Linked DNA regions of Homo sapiens: region 2 is linked to region 1. Evidence: read pairs that join two places in POLR2A ChIA-PET (ENCODE). Cell type or tissue: IMR-90. All regions are shown on one strand.

Region 1 (2,500 bases):
GGCTGATATGGTGAAACCCCATCTCTATTAAAAATACAAAAATTAGTCAGGTGTAGTAGCACACGCCTGTAATCCCAGCTACTAGGGAGGCTGAGGCAGGAGAATTGCTTGAACCCAGAGAGTGGAGGTTTCAGTGAGCCAAGATCACACCACTGCCTTCCAGCCTGGGCAACAAAGTGAGAGTGTGTCTCAAAAAAAAAAAATTTTTTTTTAAAAGAAGTAATAGATTCTCATGGTAAAAAATTTAAATTGTGTACCTGACAAGTGACTTGTACCCAGAATATATAAAGAGCTCTTACAACTCAATAATAAAAAGACAACCCAATTTTAAAATGGGCAAAAGAAGATGACATCAGTGAAAATGGCAGAGTAGGGAACTCCAAGAGTCCGTTCATCCCCAGAAACACCTAGCAAAAACAGCCAGAAACAACCTTATTTTAACTCTGAAAGATAGAGGTTTACAGCAACCAATGCTTAACCAGGAGAAAGGCAACTTAAATATGGTAAGAGATCTCTGTGGTGTTTTAACTTACCCTAGCTCCAACCCCTCCCCAGCACAGGGCTAATCTTGAAGACAGCAGCCCAAATTTCTGGTGGGGGTTCCTGGTTAGGGAGGGAGCAGAGAAGATCTTGATCCCAATGAATTGTGTTTATCTTTTTTGACTGTCTGGAATTTCCCTTGAAGAACTGATGAAAGGGAATTCTCTTTGCTTCACGAATCTCAGAACTCTCTCAAGGCAGAGCAGCTACACAGAGGATGTTCCCTGAAAACTGCTAAAGAACAAAAGAACAAGGAACTGCTGCCTGAAGCAAAAATAACAGTTGAGGCAAACAACTGATACCCTGAAAGACTGGGAAAAGTTTGGAAGTGATATTTTTGGGAGAATAAGGGCTTCAAAAAGTTCCCATGTGTACTAGAGAGAGCAGAAAGCACACCCAGGGTAGGACTCATGTGCAGAAAAGGCCCAATAAGACAATAAGCTTTCATCTCTGTCTGGTCTTTGGGCTCAGCACAAGCAGGAAGTGAAGGCTAAAACAGAGCTGTAAATTGCCTGGCTAAGCTTAGGAGTGACTCCACACAGAGCCAATCTGCAAAGACCTAGAAAATTCTTTCTTTTTCTTTTTTCCTTCCTTCCTTCCTTTGTTTTCTTTTTCGTATTCTTCTTTATTCTTTTTGTTTCTTTTTTTATTTGTTTCTTTCTTCTTCCTTTTTAAAAAACAAAACAAAACTTTTTTTTTAGTCGCAGGCATTTAAGGAATTCTATGTTAGGTCACTGGCTGACTACTAAAATAACAAAATGAAGCCTTCAGTGAATACAAAGAATACAGTCTTCAAAAAAAAAAAAAACCCACAAAGATAAAGAGAGAATCTTGAAAACAGCAAGAGAGAAGCAGCTTATTATGTGCAATGGATCTTCAATAAGACTAAAAACAGACTTATCCCCAGAAACCATGGGATAACTTAAAGTTGGCCCTTTATATCCATAGGCTCTGCATCTGTGGATTCAAGCAAGCATGAATCAGAAATATTTGGGAGAAAAATGGTTTTGTCTGTACTGAGCATGTACAGACTTTTTATTGTCATGATTCCCTAAACAATACAGTATAACAATTTACATAACATTTACATTGTATTAGGAATTATAAGTAATCTAGAGATGATTTAAAGTATGTGGGAGGATGTACATAGGTTATATGTGCAAATACTATAACATTTTATTTTTTATTTTTATTAGTTTTGTGTGTGTGTGTTGTTGTTGTTGTTTTCCTTTATAGATAGAGTCTCGCTCCATCACCCAGGCTGGAGTGCAGTGGCATGATCTCAGCTCACTGCAACCTCCACCTCCAGGGTTCAAGCAATTTTCCTGCCTTGGCCTCCCCAGTAGCTGGGATTACAGGTGCCCGCCACCACACCCAGCTTATTTTTATATTTTTAGTAGATAACGGGGTTTCACCATGTTGGCCAAGCTGGTCTCGAACTCCTGACCTCAGGTGATCCACCCGCTTTGGCCTCCCAAAGTGCTGGGATTACAGGCGTGAGCCACTGTGCCAGGCTAATTTTCGTACTTTTAGTAGAGACGGGGTTTCACCATGTTGGCCAGGCTGGTCTCAAATTCCTGACTCCAAGTGATCCACCCTCATTGGCCTCCCAAAGTGCTGGGATTACAGGTGTTAGCCACCACGCCCAGCTATTTGTATTAGTATTTTTTTTAGACAAGGTCTTGCTCTGTTACCCAGGCTGGAGTGCAGTGGTGTGATCATGGCTCACTGAAGCCTTGACCTCCTGGACTGAAGCTATCGCTTCAGCCCCTCAAGTAGCTATTATTATTATTTTTTGCAGTCTTTTTTAATTTTTATTTTTTTGTAGTGATAAGATCTCACTATGTTGCCCAGCCTGGTCTCAAACTCCTGGGCTCAAGCAATCCTTCTGCTTTGGCCTCCCAAAGGCTGGAATTATAGGCATGAGCCACTGTGCCTGGCCCACATCATTTTATATAAG
Region 2 (2,500 bases), 76 kb after region 1:
GGCTGTGGCAATATTTTGCTATCAGTGAATTTCTCGTCTCTTCTAGGATGCCAAGGGAGTACAATGAGGATGAAGACCCAGCTGCACGAAGGAGGAAAAAGAAAAGGTGAAGGAAGGGTGAAGGGTTTTAGATTTTAAGGTGGATAGTGTTTAGGGGAAAGAAGTAGGGGCTAATTATGAAGCTAGAAACTAAGATTTTGTCTTGAGGCTCTCTACTTTCTTAATGAAACAGAGTGATACTTAGAGTGGCAGTAGAGGGCTTTGGAATAGGCCTATCTATATTTTAATCTCATCTTCGCTAGTTTCTTGGTGGATAACCTAGACATTTGCTTAGCCTCTCTAATCCACAGATAGAATGGAGATACAGTAGCAATAATAACTTTTATCAGGATGTCATGAGGATCAGCTGTGAAAGTACATGTAGGCATTTAGCACCAATGCCTGGCATATGGTAACCACCCAATAAATCTTGACGGCCATCATCATTATTATATCATCATCGTTATTTATATGATACGAAAGTTTCAGGACCTGGTACTTGGCTTTTCCTTTATTCTGAGAGTGGACCAGCAAATAATACGTTCTTTTCAGCTGAAATTTAGAAGGTGGTAAAAATTCAGAAGATTTTCTGATTTTTGTGTGGAAAAGTCTTATATCTATAGAGAATTGGTAGAGTTGGGTGGTATTAAAAAGTTCTGAAGTGACAGATGGAGTGTCCCAAGTTGGCACTGGAAAAGTATATCTATAAGCTGGAAGAAGTTGTAGTTCTGATTTTGAGTAACTACGAAGAGGTGGCCAGCAGTTCTATCAGGACAGACATGAGCTTTTCCCCATAGAGAGTAGGTTGGAGATGTAGGGAAGCAAGCAGGAACAGTTCTGTTGACCTTGAGGTAGCAGCTGATGAGCCTTATACATTTGCCTTTCTCTGGTCACAGTTATTATGCCAAGCTACGCCAACAAGAAATTGAGAGAGAGAGAGAGCTAGCAGAGAAGTACCGGGATCGTGCCAAGGAACGGAGAGATGGAGTGAACAAAGATTATGAAGAAACCGAGCTTATCAGCACCACAGCTAACTATAGGGCTGTTGGCCCCACTGCTGAGGCGTGAGTACTGAGGGAACAGGGCATGGTTCCCTCAGCATCCGAGAGTCATGCAAATACAATGTGAACTCTTCCTCTTACTTTCCTGCCCTGGAGCCTACAATAAGCGATTTCAGAGGCATTTGCCACCCACAAAGGGCTGTTCTTTTTTTTTTTTTTTTTTGAGATGGAGTCTCGCTCTGTCACCCAGGCTGGACTGCAGTGGCACGATCTTGGCTCATGGCAAGCTCCGCCTCCCAGGTTCATGCCATTCTCCTGCCTCAGCCTCCCGAGTAGCTGGGACTACAGGCGCCCGCCACCACGCCCGGCTAATTTTTTGTATTTTTAGTAGAGACAGGGTTTCACCGTGTTAGCCAGGCTGGTCTCGATCTGACCTCATGATCCACCCGCCTCGGCCTGCTGAAGTGCTGGGATTACAGGCGTGAGCCACCGCACCTGGCCCCCCAACCCCCTTTCCCCCACCCCCTTTTTTTTTTTTTGGAGACAGAGTCTTGCTCTTGTTGCCCAGGCTGGAGTGCAGTAGCGCGATCTCAGCTCACTGCAGCCTCCGCCTCCCATGTTCAGGCGATTCTCTTGCCTCAGCCTCCCGAGTAGCTGGGACTACAGGCGCCCACCACCATGCCCAGCTAATTTTTGTATTTTTAGTAGAGATGGGGTTTCACCATATCCACCAGGCTGGTCTCAAACTCCTGACCTTGTGATCTGTCCGCCTTGACCTCCCAGAGTACTGGGATTACAGGCGTGATCCACCACGCCTGGACAGTACTGTTCTTATGTGGCCTCTTTCATTATACAGGGACAAATCAGCTGCAGAGAAGAGAAGACAGTTGATCCAGGAGTCCAAATTCTTGGGTGGTGACATGGAACACACCCATTTGGTGAAAGGCTTGGATTTTGCTCTGCTTCAAAAGGTGAGTCCTGGTGGTCAGGTGGGGAGTAATACTGTCGTGCTGAATGCTCTTGTATGGGTCTGGCAAGATGAGGAGGGAGATTCCTGAGAGTTCAGACTGAGTAGAAGAAGGGCTAAAGATGGCCCCTCTGAAAAGCTGATTGCTACTCATCCTTCAAGTATCAGGCCAAATTTTATTTCCTTGGAGAAACCTTCCCTGATCACCCAGGTGTGGTTAAGCACTTCCCTTCACCTCCTGCTTCCTGTACCTTTGCATAGCCCTTCTGTTTCATTTACCACAGCAGTTATTGTACTTTGTTGAAATTGTTTAATTTGTCTGTCTCATCTGCTATAAGCTCCATTAGAGTAAGAACAATATCTGTCATGTTTAATATTATATTCTTAGTTCCTGGTACAGTGTGGTGTAGTGGATGTTCAATAAATATATAAAATGAGTGTCCTAACCCTGCTTGCTTTCCTGTTAGGTACGAGCTGAGATTGCCAGCAAAGA

The links. ChIA-PET counts read pairs that join two places held together with the same protein. Peaks named below come from ENCODE experiments on the same cell type or tissue, not always from the same donor. Only the 100,000 strongest peaks of a DNase experiment are listed, where the experiment ranks them.
Region 2: POLR2A ChIA-PET joins it to region 1 with 19 read pairs; 27 of 35 experiments call an interaction of 5 or more read pairs at or near these places.

The regions. Positions count from the first base shown.
Region 1 is chr5:140,575,856-140,578,355 of GRCh38, forward strand. The region is part of intron 8 of LOC112267855; the gene reads right to left. Among named protein-coding and RNA genes, the nearest start is that of SLC35A4, 12 kb to the left of the region's middle. In IMR-90, no CTCF peak of the experiment used is centred here; no DNase peak of the experiment used is centred here; H3K27ac peaks cover 313 bases.
Region 2 is chr5:140,652,042-140,654,541 of GRCh38, forward strand. IK (IK cytokine) reads left to right here. Exons shown (of 20, transcript NM_006083.4): 4 at 47-106; 5 at 936-1,103; 6 at 1,897-2,011; 7 at 2,475-2,500. Among named protein-coding and RNA genes, the nearest start is that of MIR3655, 5.4 kb to the left of the region's middle. In IMR-90, no CTCF peak of the experiment used is centred here; no DNase peak of the experiment used is centred here.